7 separate regions of the Homo sapiens genome follow, and all the other regions are linked to region 6. Evidence: chromatin loops called from intact Hi-C (ENCODE). Cell type or tissue: PC-3. All regions are shown on one strand. Region 1 has its middle 71 kb from the start of PID1. Region 2 has its middle 70 kb from the start of LINC01807. Region 3 holds the start of DNER (delta/notch like EGF repeat containing). Region 4 overlaps DNER (delta/notch like EGF repeat containing). Region 5 overlaps PID1 (phosphotyrosine interaction domain containing 1). Region 6 overlaps DNER (delta/notch like EGF repeat containing). Region 7 overlaps DNER (delta/notch like EGF repeat containing).

Region 1 (4,000 bases), 240 kb before region 6:
AGCAGAGAGGAGGCTGGCTTCCTCCTGCCTGGTGTCCCAGACTCCCAGCCCAGGGAGCCAGCCAGCGGCCTTGCCACCCCCATTCTCCATGAGTGTCAGAGATTCCAGCCTCCCACCAGACACACACACAACCAATTAGCCCTTGCTTTCCCACTCCCTGAGTTCCAGATGGCCTTTGCCAAGACGGCCCTGTGGTCTTGCTCCAAACATGATCGATTACAGCCCAGAAAAACTCTTGAAGGCATTGGTTGCTTCTGAAGTTAAGACTATGAAATTACTTTTCTTCACTGAAGTCCCCTCTGAACTTTGGAAGCCACAAAATCCTTCCTGGAGCAAAAAGCCCATTTCATGGGGCTGCCTGAGCTCCCAGTGCAGCTCTCAGAGGCCACCATGACTCATGTGGCAGCAGTACACCCACAAGACCTCTGTGGCGAGGACACCATATGGTCACCAGGAGCAGCAGGAACAGCACCAGGCCAGCCTGGAGGGCCAGTGGGACAGGGGCCCAGCTCCCATGGATACAAATTCACCCCTGCTCCACTCGCTACATAACTGATTCACTCACCAAACATTTCTTGAGCTCCTGTTACGTTCTGATGCATTCTGGACCCTATGCTAGGCAATTGAAGATGAAACTCTACCTTCAAAAATCTCAGTTCACAAACCTCAAAGAAGGTATTTAGGAAGGCAGGAAGGCCTGCTGGAGAGGATGGTGCCTGCAGCAAGACAAAAAGACATGTCTGACATCTGGGGAGACAGAAAGCGTGGAAAGACCACAATGTCAGGAGTACCAAAAATAACTGCATCCCAAGAGTCTTCGTACACTCACCTGGCGAGGCACATCCAGTGAGCTGGCCAGAGGAAAGCCTCAGTGAAACTGGCCCAGGTTATGTAGAGAGAGGATCATTAGAGTTTTCCTGATAAAAGTGAAAAGTTAGAAATCTCTTGAATGTCCAGGCCAGGCACGGTGGCTCACACCTGTAATCCCAGCACTTTGGGAAGCTGAGGCAGGCAGATCACTTGAGGTCAGGAGTTCAAGACCAGCCTGGCCAACATGGTGAAACCTCATCTCTACTAAAAATACACACACACACAAAATTAGCCGGGTGTGGTGGTGGGTGCCTGTAGTCCCAGCTACTCAGGAGGCTGAGGCAGGAAAATGGCATGAACCCGGGAGGTGGAGCTTGCAGTGAGCCGAGATGGTGCCACTGCACTCCAGCTTGGGTGACACGGTGAGACTCCGTCTCAAAAAAAAAAAAAAAAAAAAATTAGCCAGGTGTGGTGGCGGGTACCTGTAATCCCAGCTATTCAGAAGGCTGAGACAGGAGAATTGCTTGAATCTGGAAGGCGGAGGTTGCAGTGAGCCGGGATCATGCCATTGCCCACCAGCCTGGGTGACAGAGTGAGACTCTGTCTCAAAAAAAAAAAAAAAAAAAAAGAAAGGAAAGGAAAGCAAGCAAGCAAGCAAGAAAGAAAGAAAGAAGAAATCCCTTGAATGTCCAATCGTGAATGTTAAACACATGATGAAAAGGTTAGAGAGAAACTATCTGATAGCTTGCTATGTGGCATTCATTCACTTATTTATTCATTCAACAAATGTTCATTGAGAACCTACTTTGTGCCTATCTGAAATCCAAGCCCTAGGAACACAGATATGAATAAAAGAAGAACTCTCCCTTATCACAGCTTATAGTTTAGTGGGAGATGTGTGTGTGCATGTGTGTGTGTGTCGCAACTTTAGATAAGCCAGTCAGAGTAGACTTTTATTGATCAATAGCCCCTAAAGACCTCTATTGGAAACAGTTGCACAAACAACCAGAATGCCACTGGAAGGACACAAGGGATAAGTATGGGATTGGAGCCCTTACCAAGGTCTTCAAAGGAATTTCAAGATCTGTGCATGGTGATAAATGGTCTGTATGTCTTGACTTTGGAGAAGGAGGCCTTTTGTAAAAATAGGAGCATAGTTTAATAATATAAACCTGAAGGCAGAAGGGCAAATCCCTGAAGAATATGATGATTTATACAAGTTAGAGCTTGCTGCCCAAGAAGAGCAAAATGATGCCCCAGGGGTCACCTCTGTGCTGGGCAGTTCTCTGAGGATGCAGTTGGGAGCTGGGAAATCCATCTGAGTGAGCACAGCACATGTCCATCCTCATCACTGCATCCCTGCTATTTAGGAAGGAGAAGACTTTCTTGTGGAAGCAAGAGCCAAAAAGTTGCTTCTCTCTGTGCAGCAAAGGCAAGATGAGAGAGCAATGGCTCCCAGCCCTTTTTAGTTAATGAATAGCTTAGAAACGAACCCATGTCCAGTGCAAAGCTCAAGAGAAGCCAAGGGAAGCAGAATCTGGAGGCAAACCTGACTGGCAGATCCCACACCAAATCCTCAGGTCCTCCTCGGTCAGCCAGCTCCCAGCCACTGGAGGGCGCCCCGAAAGTCTGAAAGAGGCAAACCCAGGTAAGCAGCCTTGTTTCCCCTGATTTCCCAGAGGAATCTGAAATTAGTTATTTCAGTCTGAGAGCATTTTGCACAGAAAGATCTATTCTTAATACAAATAAATGTACAATTAATAGATAAGTTCTGGCATCCTCTAGGAGCTAGATTTGGGTTATTTTCAGTCACAACTAGATTTAAATGTGCAACTGTGCTGTAAAACTTCTCTATTTTGTTTTGCAAAACTGCTCTATTTTGAGCCTAGACTTGCGCACTTGTGAGCTCACTGCAAGAGGGAGAGAACTCTTGGAAATGCAGCAAGGGCCCAAGTCCCTGCGAGTACACAGCCCCAATTGTTGGATTCTTGGATTCAGATTCTTAAATTGTTGTGCCAATGGTTTGACAGCAGGCAAATTGATGGATAGGCTTTATGGACAATAGTCAGGGTGGGAACAGAATTAATCAGCAATTATTTGTTTTATTACCTTCTCCCTCAAGATCAGAGCCTTCCTACTCTGAGCTGGCCTGAATGTCCTGTTCATGGATCCAGCTCAGCCCTGGGCACATGGCAAGTGGTGTCTGGCTCTTTTGCCTTCTACACCGTCTTCCCACTTCCTACCATCAGATACCCAAAGCCTCCAATGAACTCCCTCCTCAACTTCAGTTCCTTAAAGACAATCCACCTGAATCAATCTATTCACCCTGAACTGTTAGGACATGGCTCAAAACTTAGCCCAAAGCAAGCACAGAACAGTTGTTGGTTGAATCAGAGTCTCCAGTAAGCAAAGTCTTGGAACCTGTCACTTTCACAGCATGGCAGTGATTCCCACAATCGGGCAAGCTTGGGAAATTCTGATATGATACAGACACATTCATTCGGAATAATGGAAATAAAGGAATTGGGTAAGGGAGTGTGTTGGGACTGGAAAGAGTTCACTGATGCTTCTTAATCACTCAGATGTGATTGGGTGGGGAGAAGGATAGGAAACAGTGTGGAAGTCAATCACTCAACAAATCATGGATGCCTCTGGTGAGTGGGGCAAGAATGAAGGTGGAGTTTCCACCCAGAAAGGCCATACAATCTAGTAGAGCAAGCATCTAAACAAAACAGAAGGGGCTGGAAGAAAAGCTAGTTATGCCTTGGGAGCAATGCTTCTGGGGATGAGTCTGCCTTGGAAGAAAACAGCTGGAAATTGGTCCTGTCATTGTGAAATGGTGATTGCCTTCAAGGGAAATACCTGAGGAATGGCATGGCCATACCCATCCTGATGGAGGCGATCCAACCAGTCGCAGCCTTTCAAGAAAGTTTCACTCTGCTGAACCCTGAAAATAAGGCCTTGAAAAGCAAACGACCCACTTGTACATCAACCATCAGCTTAACCCCCTAGTGCCTCAGGTTTACCCACTAAATGTAGAGTTAATTCTACATTTAAAGCTGTTTGGATCACAGTTCACATTCAACTACGTAATTATTTATCATCACTAGCCTCTGAGACTATTTGAGAATTAAAGTAAATCCATTTATAGCACACCGTAAGACTCCTATAAAAGACAAAATGCATGAGT
Region 2 (4,000 bases), 910 kb before region 6:
ATGATAGCAAACTGAGAAGAAAGAGGAATTGGACAAAAGGAAGGCAACAACTTGAGGACACTAAAGTGGCATAACTAATTATAAACATTTAGACGTTTCCCAGACGGTCATCAACTGCAGGAAATTTAAACAATGAGGTAAAGAACAAGGTAGAAAGTTTCTTTCAAAATAAAGATGAAGAAGAAGAAAAGACATGAAAACCAACAAGAAAAAAATAGCTCTTTATCAGGCAACAAAGATCTGGTATACAGATAACTAATATTTCTGAAGAAAGAACAAGAAAATAAAAATAAAACTCATTAGTTCTATTATTATTATTTTTCAAATCCACCATACCCCATTATTTTGGGCTACAAGATATGTTAAAGACTGAATGGAGTACATGTAATTCACTGTGGTTGTGATTTTGATCCCTTTTTGACTATACTTCTAACTGCTTCGACTTTATAGATTTCACTGCTAATATTTGGCATAGTATATTTGATATACAAAGAGCACCTATAAATCAATTAAAAAAAAGAAAAATCAGCCGGGTGTGGTGGCTCATGCTGGTAATCCCAACACTTTGGGAGGCTGAGGCAGGTGGATCTCCTGAGGCCAGGAGTTTGAGACCAGCCTGGCCAACATGGTGAAACCCTGTCTCTATTAAAAATACAAAAAAATTTGCTGGGCGTGGTGGCAGGTGCCTGTAATCCCAGCTACTCAGGAGGCTGAGGCAGGAGAATAGCTTGAACCTGGGAGGCAAAGGTTGCAGTGAGCCGAGATTGTGCCATTGCACTCCAGTCTGGGCAACAAGAGCCAAACTCCATCTCAAAAAATTTAAATAAATAAAAATTTTTAAAAAATCAAGAAAACCCTAATAGAAAAAGTGACAAGGAAAGTAAATTTATTCTATAAATATGAAGAAATGAAAACACACAGTAAGTAGATTAAAAAAATATACCTCGCTATCCATCAAAAGTAAGCCCATGAAAATGGTAATGACAATTTTTATCAATTAAGTCAGTAAGCTTTAAAAATTATAATATCCTGTTGAATTAAAGATGTGGGAAAATAGATACTTTATATATATTATGTGGAAGTATAATCAATACAATCTTCCTAGAAAGCAATTTGGCAATATATTTAAAGAGCTGCAAAATATTCATATTATTTGACCTTCCAATTAAATAATATTAAAAACCGGAAAAAGAAATTTACTCGCTATTGTTTAGAATAAATATACTTTATATGTCATAAGGCCATCTCTCATATATTAACATATATATGTGTGTATACATATAGATATTAAAAGATGGGAAGGGGAATACTCAAATTTCTGAATGGCTGACTTTTCTTCTTATATTACAGGTAATTCATTTTATTTTTTGGATTTCTCAATAGCTACCAGGTCTCCCCAAATAAACATTCATTACTTTTATTATATATGAAAATAAATGAGCAAAAATGGAATAATAAAAAATAATTCCCAAGTAATAGTCCTTATGGATGCAAGTTCATGAAAGATAAACAAGGACCTGAAATATTTCTATAATATAAATTATACAGTCGATCCAATAGGAATCAACCTTTGGATCCTGTTGATAGAATAAAAACCTTCCATCACCAAATTTTTTAAAAAATTACAAGTGATTCATAGAAGACATTAGATCATGAGTAAGTCCTCAAAAGTTCCAAGTTTTCCCATTTTTACACTGCATACTTTTTACCACAATGTGATTGAAATAGAAATGCTTATTATAGTGAATATATAAACAAAGAAAACCATAGGAGTTACAGATTTTTAAAAACTGTAAATATCTACTTGTCTGACTTTTATGTGTGTGGCTTACATAAAGATTCAAAGGCTATCACCAAGCTGAGCTCAGAGATAAGTTATTACCATTATTATTATTATTAGACTTTATTCTTTTTAAAAATGTAAACTAAATATCCATCTCTGAAAATTTGAAAATAATCTAAAATTCTACCAAAATTGAGATATATGTTTAAATTTATGAATTCCTAAATATAAAAGGAGCAGTGTTGACAAGTAGCCTCAATAGCTAGTTTTGAAGAAAATATAATAACAAACCTTGGTTAAATTTAATTGCAGTGAAAGAGAAAATATCATTAATGAAATTAGACATAAGATAGATAATATAACCAGAGGTAGACTTTTAAAATAAAACAGTAATTCTCTGCTCAATCCAAACAGACCTGCCTCCTAAATGAGTCACTTGAGGTTTGGGGACATCTTAAAATGAGAAATTAACTGAATTATAGCAAAGATAACGTTTAGCATTTTTAGTTTCATGATTCAAGTTGCCTAATGCTAGGAAGGATTGGATATGTTGTACCTGATTTAAACACTAGAGGGAAGAAAAACAAAGAAAACCAGGAGGCATGCCAGATCCAACCCAAGGAATAGCGACTGCATGAAGAAGGGAAGGAAGTCCAGCTTCAGAGACAGACCTCACGAAGCAGCCACAAACACGGCCCTGGGAGATTCCAGGTAACAGCAAAAATAGTGCTTATGCCTTCTTGAGCAGTGTCTATTACCCATCTCACCACCGGTTAGTTCTAGGCAAAGGCAGGTATAAGGAGCTCACTATGAAGATGAATCTGTGCATTAATGGTTTTGCACATTTTTGGGGGGAGAGCAGATTAATCTGTCACCCCTCGGTGCTGATGGGACAAAAGCTGGTTTTACTCCTTGCTCTCGTCTCCTTCTAGCCCCCTTCTGTAAGAGTCGCTTCCTAACAAGTAATGCTTGCTTTTGTTTTTGTTTTTAAAACCTGCTCAGACCTTAGTTTAGGGTATTTTGGGCCATACAATGGGATAGGTGTTATTAAAGGGAAGAGAGGTAGTTTGGGAGTCATATGTCTTTAGAAGTTGAAGAGGGTAGTGGTTACTCTGAAGTAGTGCAAGGTCGTGGGGCTGAGAGTTTCCCCAGAAACAGAAACTTAGGTCTTGGGCTGGCTCTGCCCCCTGAGGTGACAGGACCAGGAAAGAGAAAGTGTGTGAGGGTGAGGGCTGGAGACCAGGGAGGTGGTCTTGGAAGCCCTGTTACTAGAAGGGCCTGCTTGAGTGCTTTTCTCAGAGGGGACCATTCTGTGGGTGTCCTGACACCAGATTAGAATAGTGATGTCTGGATAGCATGTGTGAGAGAAGGGGTTCTCCACCCATCTTCCTAGACCTCGTGAGCCCACAAGTTCTTATCTTTAGAAAATAGGGGGAAATGCTCTGACATTGCATTTTGGCTAATTTTGGTGCCCGGATTTCAAAGCTAGCTTCAATACTATTTACATTCCAATAGATGATCAAGGTTAAGAAAGGAAATAATCTAAAGAAAATTTAGCTTTATCATTAATGGTATAACTTAAACTGTGAATTATAAATACAACTTAAAATTAATATAGTCTTCAAAAGATCTGTGGAAACTTGTTTTGTTTTCCTTGATTTATTTGTTTAATTAAACACTGGGGCACTAATGAATGATGAAAATATGACCAAAAGTCTAAAGTCAAGAAAGATTTAAACTAAACAATGCAGAAAGGCTAGAGAAATATTTGACAATAGTATTTCATTTCACAAATTTAAAACTTTAATCTTATTTGATAACATGTTTTCAGGCCGGGCAAGGTGCCTCACATCTGCAATCCCAGCACTTTCAGAGGCTGAGGTGGGTGGATCACTTGATGTCAGGAGTTCAAGATCAGCCTGGCCAACACAGTGAAGCCCCAGCTCTACTAAAAATACAAAAAAAATTAGCCGTGCATGGTGGTGGGTGCCTGCAGTCCCAGCTACTCAGGAGGCTGAGGCAGGAGAATTGCTTGAACCCAGGAGGTGAAGGTTGCAGTGAGCCAAGATTGAGCCACTGCACTCCAGCCTGGGCAACCGACAAAGACTCCACTTCAAAAAAAAAAAATTCTTATGTCCACATAGATCCTTAATATTACCTTGGGAAGAAGTTAGGAGAGGGCCTATTATGCCCATTTTTCAGACAAGATAAAGTGAG
Region 3 (4,000 bases), 130 kb after region 6:
CGGCGGGGCTGCATGGCCGGCCGGGAGGGCGCGGGAGCCGGAGCCAGGACGCAGTGACGGCGGCGGCGGTGGCAGTGGCGACGAGAGCTGCGAGAGCGACGGTGGCGGCTAGGGCTGCTCCGCCGGGCCGGGCGCCTCCTGCAGCTGCGGGATCCGCGGTTCCCCGGGCAACGGCGGGCGGGGCCTGCGGGGCGGGGCGGGGCGGGGCGAGCGGGGGGCGGGGCGCCTGGCGGCCCCGGCTCTGGAGCATCGGGGAGTGGGGCCTCTTTCCCCGCAGGGAGTTGGGATGGGGGTTGCAGGAAGACGATGCGGGACCCCATCCCCCAGGAGTGGGTCGAAGTCACGGGTGTGTCCAGAAGCAGCCCTGGTACAGGGAGCCAGGCGACGCTGGGGCAGGAAAGGGGCTGGAGAGGTCCACGAGTGAGGGAAGCGGGGCTTTGAGGGGCTTCCAGAGCCGGGAGCACCGAGTGCGCCCCAAGGCCCGGGCAGGGCAGGGCGCGGGAGGCGGCAGGGCGCCTCAAGGGAGGGGCGGCGCGCTCGCAGCAGCCACCTTTGGCCTCTTGGCGCAGAATCTGCGAGACCGCCGCGGGGCCCGGCCTTGCCTCATCCCCCGGGACTGCTCCCCTTCCCACAGCGCTTCTCCCGGCACCCCAAGCCCTCCCGCCCGGCCACGGAACCCTGCGCCCGACGCTTGCTCAGCAGCCGGGTTCGCCTGGAAGTGACCTCGCCTCCGCCAGGCGGACCCGGGGCCCTTGTCCTTGGTGCTGACCCAGCTGTCTCATTCTCGCCGGCCCTTTCCAGAGCGCGGGGCCTTGCCGCACCACTAAGGAACGTCTGGCCGCGCCGTGTGAGGCCGGGAAGAGGCCTTGGTGTAAGGCTGTCCACCCCTGTCGTTGAACCTAGGGGGAAACTGAGGCCCAGAAAGTCTGGATTCGAATCCAGTGGGTCAATTGACTCCCAGCCCAGAACGCCCGAAAGAACAGTTCAAAAGCCCAGGTTGGCAGAGGCGCTGCTAGCGGCAGGAATCGCAACAGGGGACTCTGCATAAAAGGAGCATTCGCTGTGACCTACTTCGGAGGGGATGGGGGGGGCGGGCTCTTCTACACGTCCTGGCTGGGCTGGCTGGTGCTGCGACCGCCAAGGAGGCTGCACTCCGCTGAATAAAGCGCATCCAGCCTTGTCTCCTCCACCTGACCTTTCACAATCTCTATTACCTGTGGGTTCCCAGGTACCTGTTACCTTCTTTTTAAGGTGGCCAAATGAAAAAAGAAAATGTGATTCCCCTGGATTGACAGTCTGGGCCAATTTTTTTTTTAGTAAACACAAAAATAGCTTGTTTTGTTTTTTAAAAAAATTAAAGTAAGGACTCCATGTGAACTTCTGCTGTAGGTGTCACAGACGCCAGGGATTGCTAAAAGTCCTCCAGTGGAAACAGAAGGCAAACTGCACGGCTTCTCCCTGTCCTGTTCAAACGCAGAAGCAAATGTCACACTTTTCTGCTTCAGGAGATACCTAAAATTCATGTGGCCATTGCAGGAAATCACTGAACCCCAGACAGATCTGCAAGCGGAGAATTCAGACCTCCAAGTGGATAGAGTTATTACATTTTTCCTCACACCTGCTGTCTTTCAATCTAAGACCTCTTCCTCTTGAAAATTCTTAATTTTGTGCCACGCCAGCACCCTCTGCTGGTACTAGTGTCGTCATTCAGGTGGTTTCTGTGCCCCTGGAGTTGCGTTCTTTCCTGAAACTAACTTCTCTTACCTTAAATCCTGGACTAGTGGATAGTGCTCTTCATTGCCTTCCATCAAGACACACACACAAATGAAGCAAGATGAAGTGTAAAAAGGTTGTGAGTTAATTAAAATCACATTTCAGTTTATTGTACTTTTGCCTGAGCAACCCCTTTGTTTGTGTATTTCATATTATTTTGAAATATAGGATAATTAAAAGTGGTTTTATTTTCTGGATGCTGGTTACTGCATGTTTCAGATAATTTTCCTTGCTAAAAGTATTCTCTTAGTCTTTAATCTTTAAAATGCATATTATGGCAGAGACAATACAAGATCCTTTCATTTTTTCCAGGCTAAAAAGGAAAACTATAATCTTCCAGCACCTTAGCTTATAGGCAGAGCAACATGATTAATGCTGGGGAAAAAGCATATTGATTTGCATGTCCTGGTCCCAAAACATCCATGTACTAAGTGCCATGAAAGTGTTAACTATTATTACTGTTACCACGCTCAGAGAAATGGGTCTTTTCTGTAGATTCCGAAAGCTGATCTGGTACTTTACTGACAGCTTTTCAACCATCTGCAAGATCCCCCAAATACTCAACTAAAAAGTCCAACCAATGTATTACCCTGTCACATTAGCAAAAGTGATTAAAATAATATTGCCTCTATGTTTAAATGAAAGCTAAAAATCCAGGCTTTTATTTTATATTATTCCCAACTTACAGAATATCAAATCTTCATCCTGACCCACCTCATTTCCTTTTTTGATAGAGTCCTTATATTGACAAGTCAAAGGCCAAATATACCAATAATGTATCTTGATTTTAGCAAAAAAAAAAAAAGTGATAACATTTCTCATGATCACCTTATGGAGAAAATTCAGCTAAGTGGACTCAAAACTGTTTAACAACATACCAATCGGGGGGTCACTATCAAGCTACAAGAAGTTTTTAGGGAAATAACCATGGAGTTGAAATTTTTGGCAGCTGATAAAATTCATACCAGAATCAACATGTAAATTTATCTTAATCAGTAAAAATGCTGAGCTAAAATAAATGAAATGGAATATGAGGTGAATGATAGTACATTCGATCTTACTGCTACTTCTTCGTAAGACTTTCTCTTCCTGCCCTCCTTAAAGTTAGATGTGGTCATATTATTGGCCATGGCCATAAAATGTGCAGGGAATAGTATGCCCCACTTCCAGATGGAAACTTTTAAAATCCTGCCCATGTCCCACTGTGTTCTCCTCTCCTTAGCGTGACAACTGGCAAGATTCCAAGAGGTGCAATGGGGGCTCCTCCAGCTTGTGTCTCTGAGAGAGGACAATGTGAAGCAATGGGAACCTGCAATGGGCATATGACATAAGAAATAAACCACTATAGTTTTAAACCACTGAGTCTCAACGATGTAAGATAACTCGAGGCCACACACTAGTAAATGGCAGAGCAGGACTGATTGTTCCCAATGAGCCAGGCAGCACGACTAGTGATCTCACATGTACTATTTCTGCCAGGTAGAAGGCTGGATCCCATTAGAAATTCTAAGGCTTCTGGATTTGGTGGAAAGGAAGAATTTCAAAACAATTTACAGGACTCATTTCTCTTCACAGATCTAGTTTAGAGTTACACCTCAATTGCATTATACCCATAGGTTATTATAAAAATGTTACAAACTAATGCAAATATAATTGTCTTTATTTTTTGCATTTTGTCACAAATGGAGAAAATCAACTTTCCAGGCCAGCAGGTTCACAGGTAGCCAATTGGGAACCACTGGCCTCAATGAGAACACCACTCCTGATGAGGTTTTCATACTCTGTCCACCACGGCATCCTGTGAGAATGCTAGCCTGGGTGCACCGTGTCATCATTCACAGACTTAGAAACTTATATTTAGAAGAAATTGCAAAGGTTACCAAGCTTGATCTCCCAGGATTTGAACTAAGACCCAAACTAAATTATTTATCATAAGATGATAAATCCCCTCCAACTTACCTGGGATTTAGCACCCACCTTCTTTCCAAAGGAATCTAAGTTTTCTGCAGCCATCAGCAGATGGTCTCTCTATTTCCCTCTGCACCTTCATTTGCCTGTAGACAGTGACGTCATTCCTGCTACCCCTTCCCACATCCAGTTAACCTTTAAGGATACAAGAAAACATCCCTCCTCCCTGCAGAGGGTGGGACTGGATGCTGGATTGAAGCTGGAGTCAGCTTGAAAGAAAAAGTTGGCCACGTATAGAGAGAAGGGACACATTGCCTAG
Region 4 (4,000 bases), 140 kb before region 6:
TCAATCTGCTGCCATTTTATGAAATGAGATCCGTTTGCTCTCTGTAAAGAAGATCAGCCTTGCTGCTCCATAGCTAGATGCCCAATTTCACCTATTCTCGTGAGATTCTTCCATTATGCAAACTGGTGTTGAAGCAATTACATGCTCCAAAAGATGAAGACGAGAAATTTCACATTCACAGACTTGTCATGTTCACCTCTTAAAATGTAAGTTCTTGCCTGGTGTTAAGATGCCTTTTTTATTTTACACAGTCACCTAACAATCTGAAGAAACATCCCCTCTGAAGGCAGTTTCAGCTCCCAGGTTCAACAAGAGGGCCCTGTCACGATTACAAGGCTCTGCTTTGAGACTGCTGAACAAATGAAGGGATCATGTTCATTCCACGAACAGAATGCACACGTCTTCAGGCTTTTCAAGGCTATTAAGGGGCTACTGCTGGACCACAGACAATTATCAAGTCAAACGCTCCAAGTGGGCATGAATGTTTTAGCAGAGAATAGACGGAAGGAAAGTGGAAATTAAACAGGAGTGATTTCACCCCCACATAGCTCGAGAATCCTGCTGGAATCTCCACGGACAGAAAGAAAGAAGAGCTTTCACTAGTCCATGCCAGGAAATGGGCTGCCTGCCTCTCATTTCATGCTCTGACATATAACTCTCCTCTCTTTTCTGATAGAGGGGAAAACTGAGTCCCAGAGATGCCTGTAAATTTCCTATGGTTTTAGTCAATAAGCGAGGATGTTAGAGAGGTCCTTTCTACCACTCTCGGCTGCCTCTCCCAATGTGGAAAGAGAAACATCAGGCAGTATATTTTCTATTTGGTTGCCTCACACGTGTTGAAAAACTCTATTTGGTATTATTAAAAAACACTATTTATCTCTAACTCCCTTCAATTTTAAGTTTTAGAAATCAACTAACTATAAGAAAAAGTTTGGGTCAGGCATGGTGGCTCAGGCCTGTAATCCCAGCACTGTGGGAGGCCGAGGCAGGCAGATAACCTGAGGTCAGGAGTTCAAGACCGGCCTGGACAACATGGTGCAACCCTGTCTCTAGTAAACATACAAAAATTAGCAGGGTGTGGTGGTGGGAGCCTGTAATCCCAACTACTTGGGAGACTGAGGCAGGAGAATCGCTTGAACCCGGGAGGCAGAGGTTGAAGCCTGGGCAACAAGAGCAAAACTCCATCTCAAAAAAATTTTAAAAAAGAAAAAGTTTGATATAATTAAGAAAAGAAGTCAGAGGAGAAAGGGAGGAGAAAATAAAGTTGTTTTCTGGTCTTACAATATTTAATTCTTCTTTGTGGGGCTTCACAGAGAGAACGGAACTCTCAGGAGACAGGTAATAAAGTATTAAGGAAGTTTTTGTTCAGAATGCTGCTGAGGGGTATTTTCACATGTGTTACGACATCCAGAGCAGAGCTGGGAACAGCGTGCTCGTGAGTCAGTACGTGAGTAAGCCTCTGTTCTTCCAGCACAATTGCAGCTTGTTTAGTTTGCAAACACAAGTTGTCTCAGTGATCCACATTCCCAATAGGTAAGGGCCAGCGCCACACTGCCTCCTCCCACAGGACACGCAGCTCACAGCATGTGAGCCCGAATCCACATGGAAGAAAACTGGACCCTCTGAGGGGCAGCTATTCCTGTCTCCACCCTGGCTCTGAAGGAGAGCATGGAGGTCAACCAAGAAAAATATCCTCATGTCAAACACAGTGGAGAAACTGTTTCACTTCAAGGTTTATGAGATCCAAAAATGTTACTGCGATAGTTCATTTCGGGTGTCAACTTGGCTAGGCCATGGTTCTTAGATACTCGCTCAAACACTAATCTAGATGTTGGTATGAAGGTGTGTTTTAGATGAGATTAACGTTTAAATCAGCAGACTTTGAATGAAGCAGATGACTCTCCAGAATGTGCGTGGGCTGCATCCAAACAGCTGAGGACCTTAAGGACAAAGACTGAGGTTTCCCAAAGAAGAAATAATTCAGCTCAAGACACAACACAGAAACCTCGCCTGAGTTTCCAGCCTGCCAGCTTCCCTACGGATTTTGGACTTGTGAGTCCACACAATTGCATGAGCCAGTTACTTAAAATAAATCTCTCTCTCTCTCCTCGCTCTCTGTCTCCTGTTTCTCCGGAGAATCCTAACTACTAACATTGTTACAAAGCAGATTAAACAGCCCTATTCCCTCTGAATGTCAGAGCAGAGAGGAAAGAGGCACTTGGCAAAATATCAGTTGCTTAGAAAATCGGGGAATTAAGAGTCTATGTGAAAAAAGGCTTTTCAACACCATTCAAGTGCCAAATTGCATTTCTCAGTAACTTGTTGAGTTATTCGTTGAGTATGAGACATGCCCTTTGGAAGTTCCAGGCCAGGCACTGGAGCAGCAAAACCAGGGACACCGGCATTCGAATCTGGGCTCAGCCCCCATTCTGGGTGTGTAGCCACAGGCACATGACTGAACCTCTAGAGGCATTTCAAACCTTGGTGTAAATGTGACACTAAAAAGACCAGAGATGTGAAGCACCCGGCTCAGAATCTAGAAAGATCAGTGCTCACTAAATAGTGGCTTAGGGTGATTGCTGCTGATACAAAAGCTATTAATAAAACACAGTTCCTCCCAGCCCTAAGGAGGAGAGAGACACATACAAGGATAATTAATGTTCTGTTTCCAAGACCACAAAAGTGATATTGTAGGTGACTGTCGGAACCCAGAGGAAGGGAAACTGAGTCAGCCCCAGAAGTAGAAGTTTGTACAGTGAGGTGGGGTAACGGGGAGCACGCATTCCAGCTAGAGGCCATTGCACCAGCAAAGCCAGGGTCAAGCCAAACCAGATACTGGCCAGCCATACTGACTGGCCAGGGAGATGTGTGGGGATTCATTGTGCTGGGAAGCTTTCTAAAGAGCCAGCTCGTGTAAGGATGGAGACATACACAGAATAGAAACGAGAGGAAAGGGCTGCCCCGTGCATTCCTTTCTGACTACACTAGTGGGTTGTGCACACACAAAATTTTGACTAGTAATCACTCACTTCTAGGTATCAAAACCTCCATAATTAAAAATCTGTAATGCAAATGCAGAAGGCATTTGGAAATTAAATGGTAAAAGTTTTAAATTCTTACATAGGGAGCCAGTGATATAACATAATGTGCATAGAGTAACAATTTTAATAGATGACACAATTCTGAATGTATTGCACCGTGCTTTTCATGCACGTTAAGATGAAAGAAGATATTCTGTTAACTTAAGCACACAATAGTAAAAGATACACAACACAGTGAAAGTTCTGCAGTGACTTACAGTAAATTGATAAAAATGCTTAGCCTGTGATGAGATTAAGCCTGTTTTCAATTTTCTTTATTTTGCTTGTTTTTTCTACAATGAATGTGAGTTGATCATGAAATGATGAAAGAGTATTTTTTTAACCCTGCCAAGAGTAAATCTAAAAAAGAAAGTGTGTCATAAATGAGTGGAATTCACTTTTATTCACAAGTATATCAGTAAGTATACTTACTTACAAGCATACCAGTAAGTATACCACTTTTATTTACAAGTATACCAAGATGCAAAAGAAAAAGTAATGGTCTTTTGAGATTGGTTTGAGATTGAGAAAAGGAAGATGTACTGTGTAGGGGCGGTACCCACCTGGATCACAGAGGCATTTGTAGCTGGTGCCCACGCTGCGGCACGTGCCATGAGCACAGGGGCTGAGGGCACAGAAGTCAATAAGCTGGGCACAGGTCGGCCCTGTGAAGCCCGGGCTGCAGTTGCAGGTAAAGTGTACCCCGTCCACATAGCAGGTGCCGTTGTTCTGGCACGGAGACGAGGCGCAGGGGTCCACCTTTTCTTCACAAGCAGATCCGAAGTATCCTGTGAAAAAACACATGAGAGCTTAAAAAAACTAAAACACATTTGCACATAATAACTAATCAACTGAGTCTGCTCCACTGTATATGCATAACAATTAATTCATTCACAGCTTCCAGATATGTCACAACCCAA
Region 5 (4,000 bases), 450 kb before region 6:
TCCACTTTTTATAAAGATACCCACCATATCGGATCAAGGTCGCTCCCTACTCCAATATGACCTCATCTTAACTTAATTATATCTTCAGTTACTCTATTTCCAAATATGCTCACATTCTGAGGTACTGAGGGTTAAGACTTCAATTCTGAGGGGTCACGATACAGCCTATAACATCGGAGCATAAACACTTTAAATAAATACTACATTTTTCTTTTCTTTTCTTTTCTTTTCTCTTTTCTTTTCTTCTCTTTTTTTTTTGAGACAGAGTCTCACTCTGTCTCCCAGGCTGGAGTGCAGTGTTGCGATCTCAGCTCACTGCAGCCTCCACCTCCCGGGTTCAAGCTATTCTCCTGCCTCAGCCTCCCAAGTAGCTGGGACTACAGGCATGTGCCACCACACCTGGCTAATTTTTGTATTTTTAGTAGAGATGGGGTTTTACCACATTGGCCAGGCAGGTGTCAAACTTCTGACCTCAGGTGATCCACCCATCTCAGCCTCCCGAAGTGCTGGGATTACAAGTGTGAGCCACCATGGCCAGCCACATTTTTCTATGAGAACAAAGTCATGTGAAAAGAGTAAAGAATCTCCACATGTGAAAATCACCATTTTGGCTAAAGTTTAGAAGTATTAATAATTAATTTCATAGCTTAGGCAAAATGTCCATTGTTCCAAAAGTCATCATCAAATATTCACACTAGATACGAATTTCAGTAATTAATCCTATTTGTAAATTAAAAACCAAGATTTCAGCTTGAATAAATGATGAAGATCAGCCAAGCAACGTTCACTTCTTAAAAGCGTTTGTTTTGTGAAAAATGCAACAAGACTCCGTCTCGGTGGAAAGATGTGCTAAATATTCATTTATCTCAATATCAGTCATTGTTAAACAACAGTGACATGAGGGTGGGCAGAAGATTAGTTATGATCTAGTACTATCATCCTTCTGTCTGGGAGCAAACCCTCTCTAGAGCAGGATTAAGCTATCTTAGAAAAGAGCAATGTAGACAGTAACAATCTTTATAGTTCTCGCATCTGGTTTCTTGAATATTCACTTCTTTGTTTCCAGGGACTCCAGATGATGGCACGTGGTAGAACCATCTCCTTTTAAAGGTATATAGACTGCTCACTTCTGGGAGATGGAAGGCTTAAAATTGGCTATAAGAAAGGAAGGATACACTTATTATCTCAGGGGATAAAGAATTAATAGACAAAGCCTTGTTCTATCTCCTTGGGGTCATGGCTCCAATGAGCTTCTGAGGACCACAACCATCTATGTTCCATGTGTGACATCAGGAAGAAGGGGTCCCCTTCAAGCTCTGGCTCCTTTGTACTTACAGGATGGGCTATCACGATCCCAGAGAAAACAGTCGACATTATAAAACTGCCTTTCGAACCACATGATTCAGCATAAGAACATGAGAGATCCAGCTTTCGGTGTCACTATCACTGCCGGCTTTTCTGGCCTTGAAACTGGCCAGAAGTCCTTCTGCTTATTACCGGCTTGGATTGCTAGAACTTCAAAACAAAGTTTCAAGTGCTAGAAATTCTTAGTTTCTCTCTCATACATACTATTTTGAATTTTATATGAATTAGCTTTTAGATTCAGGTTACAAATTAATCCAGGCTCATTATGTAATTAAATGTTTGATTAGGAGCATTAATTAACATATTACACAGAGGCATATAATTTTATGAGACAAACTCTTTAATTCCAATGAAGAGATTCACCATGGTAACAAATTATCTGACCCACCCAATTCAATATGTAATTCCAAATGATTTTTCAAATTAACTAAAAATGCTGTCATTATTAAATAGGTATATTACAATGTATGCACTGCACTGTAGAGATTTTTTTTAAATACTTAGGCGAAAGATGAGAGAATTCTAAATATGCTTTCATAAATACACAAAGTAAAGATCAAGGCTGAAATTTTGAAAAAGGATAAAAATGTTGACAATTTTGTTGTAGCCAATGCTTTGTGCTTTAATTTTTTTTTAACCTGGCGACATTAGGAAATGGTGCATTTCATGCATTTTTAATCTTTCTGTGTTATCTTGGTAAGATGGCTCCTGGCACTCTACCTGGAGACGGATTTATTTTGATTGCTAGACACAATCTGTATTAATCAATCCAAGGCCAAGTACAATTTAGTTTGCTACTTCAGGAGCTGGATGGTATGCAATTGTTCACAGCTGTTTCTAATTACACCTTGATCCGATAATAACTAAATATTGTTTAAAGTTCTGGCAGTGACTACTTAAGGAGATGTGCAAGATCAATAAAGGAAAGTAACACTTCCAGGCATAAGCCTGCATAAATTAGAACCTGTAGAAAACACAAACACAATTCAGTAGGTGGCACTATTCCCTCAGCCAGAACTCTCTTCATTCCCTGTGACTTGAGTAGTCCTCCTACGGCAATCACCTTTACCAATTTCTTCCACGGAATTCTGTGACCTAAATTAGTATCAACAGACTAACCTCAAATTTATTGCCTGGCTTCTTCCCTTTGAGATACACAACCCAGATGAAAACTATGTGAATTGCAGATGTAAGAGTACAGAAGTTTGATTTCATCTCAAATCCTTCGATAATTAGGTCAGCATATTGTTACAGGTTACCTGAAAGTAAATTAATTCTTCATGCCCAATATCGACAACTCAACTGATTTGACCTCTTCCATTGATATGAGCCAATGAGATAACTTAAAATATTTAAACCAGCCAATGAGCAGGTTTTTCAATCTCAGAATTATTGACATTTGAGCTGGACAATTCTTTTTTTTTTCTTTTTTTAATTATTATTATACTTTAAGTTTTAGGGTACATGTGCACAACGTGCAGGTTTGTTACATATGTATACATGTGCCATGTTGGTGTGTTGCACCCACTAACTCATCATTTAGCATTAGGTATATCTCCTAATGCTATCCCTCCCACCTCCCTGAGTTGGATAATTCTTAACTAGGGAGAGAAGGATACATTGTAAAAATTTTAAAATGCTGAGCAGCAGCCCTGGCCTCTGTCCACTAGAAGCTAGTATCACTTCCCTAGTGTGACAACCAAAAGTACCTCCAGACATTGCCAGATGTCCCCTGCGTGGGGACAAAATCATCCCATTTGAGAACCATCAGTCACCTAATGATCTTCCTTTATACTAAAGGCCGATCTCTGGCTTCATTGCCAAAGACTGAACTATTCCACTAGCATTCTTTCAATAACAATGTTTACTACCTGTGTTTTTTTTTTTTTTTTTTTTTGAGACAGAGTCTTGCACTGTCACCCAGGCTGGAGTGCAGTGGTGTGGTGTGATTTTGGCTCACTGCAACTTCTGCCTCCCAGGCTCAAGCAATTCTCCTGCCTCGGCCTCCCAAGTAGCTGGGGCTACAGGCGCCTGTCACCACTCCTGGCTTTTTTTTTTTTGTATTTTTAGTAGAGACAGGGTTTCACTATGCGGGCCAGGCTGGTCTCGAACTCCTGACCTCATGATCCGCCCACCTTGGCCTCCCAAAGTGCTGGGATTACAGGCATGAGCCACCACACCTGGCCACTGTTGTTATCTGATTCCAAAAGTTAAAGCGTGAACATTGTTGAAAAATGTTGAAGCTAAAAAAAGTACAAAGAAAAATAAAAGCCACCAGGAATGGTCCCATACTATGATAATAACTGTTCTAACTTCAAGGGTATCACCTTATTTTTTTTTGGCATAAAGATGAATGCAGAGTACATGTAATACTATTTGATTTATTAAAATCTTAGAGTCATGTGGCAGTATTAAGCATGATTTAATGACTATATAGTATTCTTTCCAAGAGATATGCCATACTTATTTTAGCTGATCTCTTATGTCAATATATTGAACTTTTCACCTGATCACAGGTTAATGTATATTACTTTTACTATGTCCGTGGGATAAATCCCCACAAATAGAAATTTTATGTACTAACCTATTTTAGTTCTGCCCTCACACAAAGGGAACATAAGAGAGAATGAAGAAA
Region 6 (4,000 bases):
GGGTGGTTATGGAGGAGAGGGGCCCCAAAGAGAGCTATAATCCCACCAGTTACTTCTGAGTTGGGGACCCTGCAGTGGCAAATCACTGTGAGGTGCTGTGTTTGAACGCCCTAAGTCAGGCCAAAATCAACTGGGAACAAAGGTTATCCTGAGAGACCAACATCCAACACCTCAAGTTTTCCACAATTTCTGGAAAAAGAAGCAGATGAAAGATTCCAAAGGAAAACTGATGGCCAGAGCATTCAGTACCAAAGATCACACACCTGTGATGCCTTCGCCAGGGCTGGAACACAGTCGCTGGATTCCAGAGCCCATGCCTTTCCACTTTGAGCCACACTAGAAATATTATGTTAGGGCCAGGCTCAGTGGCTCATGCCTATAATCCCAACACTTCGGGAGGCTGAGGCAGGCAGATCACCTGAGGTCAGGATTTCAAGACCAACCTGGCCAGGGTGGTGAAACCCCATCTTTACTAAAAATGCAAAATGAGCCGAGCATGATGGTGGGTGCCTGTAGCCCCAGTTGCTCAGGAGGCTAAGGCAGGAGAATCGCTTGAACTCAGGAGGCAGAGGTTGCAGTGAGCCAAGATCGCGCCAGTGCACTCCAGCCTGGGTGACTGAGCGAGACTCCATCATCAAAAAAAAAAAAAAGAAAAAAAGAAATATTATGTTAGAATCCAGTTTTTATTCTAAAACCTTACCAAAGTGAAAGAAATAGCATTGATGGATAGAATTCAGATTATCTGAGCAAAATTCCCTACCTACTGTCTCAACACCAAACCAAAGTTGGGTTGAATCAGATGCAGTGTTGAGTAGAAGATTTTGGTAACTCACCAATAAAGTGATTATTCCCCAAGGCGAGCATCTCCTCCAGGAGGACCAGTCCCCCTGAAGCCTGAAGGGGGGTCACACTTCGTCCATCTATGAGGGAGCACTGTTGGAATCCTGTGGCCGTGACCTTCCAGAGCAAAATCAGTGAGGCAGTGGCATCTTGCCGAATCCTGGAAACAGGAATGATGTAAACAGAAAGCTCCTTTCAGAAAAATTCATCTTAGAACCAGTTCTTCAAATTAAAAATAAATACAAAGATGGTATGTGCATCTACCAAGGTACCAGGAGATCGATGGCATAAACAGATACGCGGGCGTCCACTGTAAAGGCGTACACTCCCACTTGTTCACAGTGTACCACAAAATGAGTCACTGGTAACTCACCTTTGAGTAACCACTTTGATGAACAGTAAAAGAGTACACTGAGTTCTCTTTCAGACAAATCCTTCCATAGCCACACAATATAAAAAGAGTTTTGCTTAAATTTGTCATAAACGTGGACTGCAACCCAACACAGCCACCTGAGTTATGCTGCCAAAATAAGCAAAAGTGTGTCACCTTTCCCCAACACCCCCCACCCACCCACCCACACACACACACAATCACATACAATCCACCTCCCAATGCTTCAGGCCTCCCCTGGCTCATTTTTGGTAAAAAAAAAAAAAAAAAAAAAAAAAAAAAAAAAAAAAAAAAACACACAAAACCACCCCACAGAGAATAGGATGTCACAGAAAGCCCATCAACCCCAACCCCAACCCCAGCTGCCCTCCTGCGCTTTTCTCCTCACAGCCCAATGCTTCAGCTACTACGAGCTACCCCAACCCAGTTCTTTCTCACCTCCCAAGCTTTGTCTCCTTCTCCACCTTGGAAATGTGTTCCTAGCCCACATATTACCTCTTCCCAGAGACTCCTGACCACTTCCCAACATCCCAACAGCTGCCCATTCTCCCCAGTGCTCCTGGAGAAGATCACAGTAGACTCCGCACAGATCCGCTCCCCCAGCACAGGGCTCCTGGCGTGCAGCAGGGGCTCAGTAAAGCTTTGATCAGTGACTAAATTCATGAGGAAATGAAAGCGTAAGGAGCTAGTAACCCCCACAAGTGAATTCAGTGCCCTCAGGTCATTCGGCACTCCCATCTCACTTCGTCTGAGTCAGACTCTGCTAATTCGGTCCCGTTCTGCAGCTTAAGGGAGTCTCAGAGAATGGCAGGTTTGTTGAGAGGAAAAAAACAAAAGCATTTAACGAGATAGAAGACCAGAAAATTTGGAAAGGTTTATCAAGGTAAGATAATATGATCTAGACAAGAAAGGGCCGAGAGATGTTTTAAGAGTAAAGGAAACTAGAGATCCTGCTCCTAAAACTAGCCCAGGACGGCAGGGGTTTCAGCTGTAGTCTGAGCAGTGAAAGAAACGCTTAGGACCGGGGTCCCCCTGCTGGTAGAGCTCGAAGCTGCCTCAGGCTTCACCTCTCCCGCCTCTCCGGATGGGAGCGTTCCTCCTGAGCCCAGGAATTCCCAAGCAGCCCTTCCAGGCTCTTCCCCTGCCAGAGTGAGTTCAAGGCTGTGGTGACCCAGGGTGCAAGAGCAATGTAACAAAGTCCCTCTTCCAAACATGTTCAGGGACTCCACTGTTTAGAAAGCCAGGTAGACAAAAATGGCGATGGATACATGGAAGAGACCTACAGTGCCCGCAGGCCCCTTAAAAGGGAGCCAGTGCAACAGATTGGTTAACCAGGCCACGTGTTCCCAGTCTTCTAAAAATCCCCAAAGACTGGACAGCAAATGCCCCTTAGGTTGCATGGAAAGTGTGGGGAGGGTGGTAGTCAATGGCAACTGAAAAGGATGGGCAGTGGGGGGTTGTCAGCCGGCCTGGGGCACCCTAATACTGGCCCATACCCCACCCCCAGCTTTGTGCTCCTGGGCACCTGCTGACTTGAGCCTCATATAAAGCACCACACATATCAGGTCTCAACCAGCACTGCTTCCCTATGCCTCTCCCTCTTCCCCACCGGTGACAATGGACCCTGTCATTTAAAATAGCTTGAATTTTAAACAAAACACTCTCTTTGTACGCTTGCTTTTAAAGAGAAAACTGTAAAAATAAATAAATAAATAAAAATTATAAAAAATAAAGAGAAAATTGTAATATGTAGAATTTAAATTTGGGGCAAAGTATGCATCTGAATGTAACTGATGGTCCAATAAAATCTTAAGAGGCCAATAATTTGGGAAGCAAAGCATTTGGGAGACAAGGAATCTGGCTGAGATCTTATCTAAGGCCTCACGGTTTGTCACCTCACACCAGACTCATCCAGTCCAATTTCTCAATTCCACTTGTCCAGCCTGAAAACCCTCACTGTAATTGCCTCTGAAATCGCTTCCTCTAGTTTTCAAATGGCAGGGGCCACATCTACCCGTGGAATCTGTTCACGATTCTCACTTGACAGGCCACTTACACACCAGGTCCGCGGATGGACACAACCCCACTTATAGGTCATAGCATCACTCTTAACAGTTTGTAACTCAGAATTTTCTTACTTGACTGAGGTGTTCTGTGGCACTTCAAAGGATACCAGGCGGCCACCCGCAGAGCTGTTAGAACTGGCATTCCCACAGGCAATATCTGGGATCACCTGGGAAGGGAAAAAAAAAACGACATATGATTGGGGTTGTTTATAGTATAACATAATGTGATAAAGCAAAATTCCATGCTGAATTTCCTTCATCCCTTTTGATGATGCGGGGGTAGGGCTAGAGAGGAGATGAAGAAGTGAAGCCTTACAAACTCAAAAGAAAATGAAATCTTTGTCATTTGATGTTCTGAAATGCAACAGCTTCCCTGAGAGCAATCTACAAATTCCTGGGATTGTTAAAACTGATCAATAGGATATTGCAGGACAGGAAGCAGATGTCACTCCCTGCTCATTTTCCATTCATTTAACAAGCAGTCATTGACCCCTGCACTATGCTTAACCTGATGCTAACCAGGAGGCCAACTTTAAGGACTAACTTACAAACAGCAGGTAAAAGCCTAATGACTAGGCAAGCCAGCCTTCGACTTGCAAAGTGCATGCAGTATCAGGTCTGATGACTCTTCTGTGTGCTGATGGGTCCAGGAGCACATGCTAAGGCTGGGGAGCTTGAACGCTGCCTTTCTTTTTCCTTGTAG
Region 7 (4,000 bases), 160 kb before region 6:
CACCCAGGAACTTGAAGATCTAAATTTTTCCAATACGAAACAGCCTGTTTATGTTTGGCTTTTTAAAACCTACCCTTTTTCCTTTTCATAGCCCCATCCCCTGAGATTAACCTCGGGGCTGGATCTGGTTTCCTGCTTGGCAGTAAAACTTCGATTCACTGCTCAATATTTGATTCCAAACTCTGCATTTTCTCTTTAACAACAGGCTGTTCTCCTCTCATTTCCTTAGCACACAGGTTGAGGAATATAGAAGATGCTTGATCAAACTGGGTAAATTGAATTTGCTAGAAAAATAGAATCAGAGGGCCAAATAACCTTTGCATACATAAATACAGAAGAGTTCTTTTCTTTACCAGTGCCTGTTTTGCACAAACATGCATTAAAAGGCTTGGAAAAACATCTTCCAAAATTGACAATTGTTTTGTTAAGGGATTCTTTTATTAATTTAAATATGTATATTCATGTTTTCTAATTTTCCATTAACAGAGATATGTTATTGTGTGATATAAGCGGGTAATATCATCCATGCTGTGATGGTTAATACTGATTAACTGATGGTTAATACTGAGTGTCAACTTGATTGGATTGAAGGATACAAAGTATTGATTCTAGCTGTGTCTGTGAGTCTGTTGCCAAAGGAGATTAACATTTGAGTCAGTGGGCTGGGAAAGGCAGATCCACCCTTAATCTGAGTGGGCACCAGCTAATCAGCTGCTAGCATGACTAGAATATAAGCAGGCAGAAAAATGTGAAAAGAGAGACTGTGACCTAGCCTCCCAGCCTACATCTTTCTCCCGTGCTGGATGCTTCCTGCCCTCGAACATCAGACTACAAGTTCTTCAGTTTTGGAACTCGGACTGGCTCTCTTTGCTCCTCAGCCTGCAGATGGCCTATTATGTGACCTTGTGATCGTGTGACTTAATACTTAGTAAATATATATATATATATATATTCCATTAATTCTGTCCCTGTAGAGAACCCTGACTAATACACATGTTTTATGGGTATTTTATTTGTAGTAACACAACTCTAAATTATGTCACCGATTACAAGGGAAATGATGACCATTCTTTATGTCTAACCCTTGATTGGCAGTAAGGAAAACAGATAATATTAGAAAAACCCTAACTTTTTAAAATATTTTTTTAGTGGAGAGATAAGAACATTTCCTATAGTCTATAAAGGGAAAAGACTAGACTTATTAGAGGAGATTTTCTGAGATGCAGGGAACAGACATTATAATAAACGCACTGCTAGTAAAGAAATTGTTTTTTAAAAGAAGAATTATACTTTTTAATATGCAGAAAAGAAAATCTTTGAAGATGTTAAAAATTCTGTAACTTCTGTAGATGTACTGAGTGTAAATCATAATTAATTTATATTTGGAAAGGAAACAGTTCTTAAATATACAGTAAAAACCAAACGACCACTATCTGGAGTTATCTCCTTAAAAATGAGCATTCTCCCTCAAAAACATTTAAGAAAATCTGGGACTATATGGAAGACGACAGCTCACTTGTGACTGTGCTTATGAAGGACACTGGAAGCCAGGAGAAATTGGCAGTGAACCTGCTTTAACGGAAACAGTGTCTAAAGGCCTTTGACTTTAAACTTGTCCATCATCTGGGGAATCTTTCTAGCCATGTTGATCTAAACATTTCTGAAAGCTTTCTCTTGGAATTGGCTTCAGGACTAGGTTACAAACTAGTCACACTGAGAAAAATCAATCTCTTCACAATGTTTTAGCTATGTCTTATGACTTTTTTTTTTAATGTTGCTTTTGGCCACTAGAGGGTGGATTCTACTTATTATCTAGGCAAGTGAAAAAGGAAAAAAAAAAAGTTACTCAGGAGTTTAACAAAAGAGGAGGACTAAAAAGATAAGTGTGGGGAGGGGGGAGGGATAGCATTAGGAGATATACCTAATGCTAAATGACGAGTTAATGGGTGCAGCACATCAGCATGGCACATGTATACATATGTAACTAACCTGCACATTGTGCACATGTACCCTAAAACTTAAAGTATAATAATAATTAAAAAAAAAGAAAAAAAAGATGTCTTTTACAAAAGGAAATAGATGGCACAGAGGGATGCAAATGAATCTGCCAGGTTATATTTAAAGAAGAAATCCCATTCCCTTTAATAATAAAACATAACATTCAAATATTTCTCTACAGCTTGCAAATTCACCAATATGTCCTCTATAAACATATGGTGTCTACAGTTTAAATTATCCATTGTAAAGTGGCCTATTTTTCTTACTTTTTATTTAAAATATTTTTAATGCAAATGTTTGTAATACCATGATTAAAGCACCAAGATTAAATACTAAGTATAATGACAAAATAATATTTTATAATTTGAGTTAAAGATTATTGTGCTATGTGTGTTTACATATAAACAGTAAGAAAAGCATTTTAATAAAATAATCCCATACCCTCAATTGATTATCTAGCATGTTTATAAACACATAAAAATGGCTGGTTTATAATTGAGGTGAGGAAGATGATAAGAAAGTTTAGAAAAGCAAAGGTAGACATACACCCTCACATTCCAGAAGTTTTTCATTATGGGATGCACAAAGATGGGTGCTGGGGCCAGCAAAGGCAACAAATGGGTGGGAGGGGGGAAAATCAAAGACTAAGACTCTATTATGGCACTTTGAAGAGAAAATAAAACCTAGATAATTACTTTTACACAAGTATGCATACTAACAAAGAGAAATTTTAAACGGTATAAAAGTATAGAAGAGTTTTAAAATGTTTATTTCCTTTTAATTTATTTCACAATCAATTGGTTAAATTTGGTTTAGTTGACCTCTTAGTTACTAATAGACATTCATTTGAGGTATCCGCACTCATCACACTTGGGTCTCAGTGCAGTCCCCAGACCAGCAGCATCAACACCACCTGGGAACTAGTTAGAAATGCGTGTTCTCAGGTCACACTCAAGACCCGCTGATTCAGGGACTCTAAGGGTAGGGCCCAGAACTCCATGACTTAAACCCTCTAACATGGTTCTGATGAGCACTCAAGTTTGAGAGCCACTAAGCTATAGAATAGAAAAGTATACAACGTCTCCCACAATCTCTGACTCTCACAAATGCGGGGAAATGGTAGGGGTTGTCCAAGGAAAATGCTACATATAGTGTGGTTATGGGATTTTTTGTGTTTTGTTGTTGTTGTTGTTGTTGTTGTTTTGAGATGGAGTTTCACTCTGTCGCCCAGGCTGGAGTGCAAAGGCGCAATCTAGGGTCACTGCAACTTCCGTCTCCTGAGTTCAAACAATTCTCCTGCCTTAGCCTCCTGAGTAGCTGGGATTACAGGTGCCTGCCACCGTACCTGACTAATTTTTGTAATTTTAGGAGAGACAGGGTTTCACCATGTTGGTCAGGCTGGTCTCGAACTCCTGACTATGTGATCCGTCCGCCTTGGCCTCCCAAAGTGCTGGGATTACAGGCGTGAGCCACCGTGCCCAGCCGGTTTTGTATTTTAACAGCCATGGCATCTCCTAAGCGCGTTTAACTAATCCAACCGCAAAACATATGGTCAGAACATGTACCAGCTATGGGCATATAAATAAACCAACAGTGAAACATATAGTCAAATGATCTACCAGCCATCGGCACATGGACTAAAGGAAGCTACCCTCCTCTCGAGGTTTACATAAGGGAAAAAAGTAACACAAAGGAATCCCAAAGTGACAACAAATGACGTATTGGAAAAGAAAGGCCAGAATGAGGGAAAGTAATAAGGATATAGCTGTGGCACAATGTGTTCTAGTTCCTCACTGTATGACTAGGAGTCACACATGCCTAAGCGGAATGAGGATAAACAAGTTCATATTCAAATTCGTGAGGGCAATTTTTCCCACATCTCTGATCTAGCTTCCTTAACCCACAGGAATAATATTTTTGCAGAAAGGAATGTCAGAAAATGGAAGATATTAGAAGTATTTAATACAGCACCAAGATTAAGATTTTGAGTAACATACAGACC

What was found. A loop is a pair of places that touch in the nucleus more often than their neighbours do. Peaks named below come from ENCODE experiments on the same cell type or tissue, not always from the same donor. Only the 100,000 strongest peaks of a DNase experiment are listed, where the experiment ranks them.
Region 1: it touches region 6 in a loop (20-fold over the local background); 37 of 110 quality-filtered maps call a loop at or near these places.
Region 2: a loop joins it to region 6, with 3 times the contacts of the local background. A loop is called at or near these places in 26 of 110 quality-filtered maps.
Region 3: it touches region 6 in a loop (7-fold over the local background); 16 of 110 quality-filtered maps call a loop at or near these places.
Region 4: a loop joins it to region 6, with 4 times the contacts of the local background. A loop is called at or near these places in 74 of 110 quality-filtered maps.
Region 5: a loop joins it to region 6, with 12 times the contacts of the local background. A loop is called at or near these places in 46 of 110 quality-filtered maps.
Region 7: it touches region 6 in a loop (15-fold over the local background); 81 of 110 quality-filtered maps call a loop at or near these places.

Annotation. Positions count from the first base shown.
Region 1 is chr2:229,340,168-229,344,167 of GRCh38, forward strand. No RefSeq gene overlaps it. Among named protein-coding and RNA genes, the nearest start is that of PID1, 71 kb to the left of the region's middle. In PC-3, a CTCF peak has its summit at 2,422 (motif pointing right); no DNase peak of the experiment used is centred here; H3K27ac peaks cover 1,810 bases.
Region 2 is chr2:228,679,238-228,683,237 of GRCh38, forward strand. No RefSeq gene overlaps it. Among named protein-coding and RNA genes, the nearest start is that of LINC01807, 70 kb to the left of the region's middle. In PC-3, CTCF peaks have their summits at 2,338 (motif pointing right) and 2,537; a DNase peak (open chromatin) is centred at 2,374.
Region 3 is chr2:229,714,410-229,718,409 of GRCh38, forward strand. DNER (delta/notch like EGF repeat containing) reads right to left here and starts at 146. Exons shown (of 13, transcript NM_139072.4): 1 at 1-146. The coding sequence starts at 14. RefSeq lists silencers at 1-86, 157-216 and enhancers at 54-828, 829-1,602. In PC-3, CTCF peaks have their summits at 1,683 (motif pointing left) and 1,883; a DNase peak (open chromatin) is centred at 1,702; H3K4me3 peaks cover 871 bases.
Region 4 is chr2:229,443,673-229,447,672 of GRCh38, forward strand. It overlaps DNER (delta/notch like EGF repeat containing), which reads right to left. Exons shown (of 13, transcript NM_139072.4): 8 at 3,644-3,868. Among named protein-coding and RNA genes, the nearest start is that of PID1, 170 kb to the left of the region's middle. In PC-3, a CTCF peak has its summit at 1,552; a DNase peak (open chromatin) is centred at 1,459; H3K27ac peaks cover 1,543 bases.
Region 5 is chr2:229,130,991-229,134,990 of GRCh38, forward strand. The region is part of intron 2 of PID1 (phosphotyrosine interaction domain containing 1); the gene reads right to left. Among named protein-coding and RNA genes, the nearest start is that of PID1, 140 kb to the right of the region's middle. In PC-3, CTCF peaks have their summits at 2,370 (motif pointing right) and 2,572; a DNase peak (open chromatin) is centred at 2,381.
Region 6 is chr2:229,585,025-229,589,024 of GRCh38, forward strand. DNER (delta/notch like EGF repeat containing) reads right to left here. Exons shown (of 13, transcript NM_139072.4): 3 at 3,370-3,464; 4 at 834-1,000. Among named protein-coding and RNA genes, the nearest start is that of DNER, 130 kb to the right of the region's middle. In PC-3, a CTCF peak has its summit at 2,255 (motif pointing left); DNase peaks (open chromatin) are centred at 1,207, 1,947 and 2,247; H3K4me3 peaks cover 817 bases; H3K27ac peaks cover 1,850 bases.
Region 7 is chr2:229,429,756-229,433,755 of GRCh38, forward strand. All of the region lies in intron 8 of DNER (delta/notch like EGF repeat containing), which reads right to left. Among named protein-coding and RNA genes, the nearest start is that of PID1, 160 kb to the left of the region's middle. In PC-3, a CTCF peak has its summit at 1,781 (motif pointing right); a DNase peak (open chromatin) is centred at 1,786.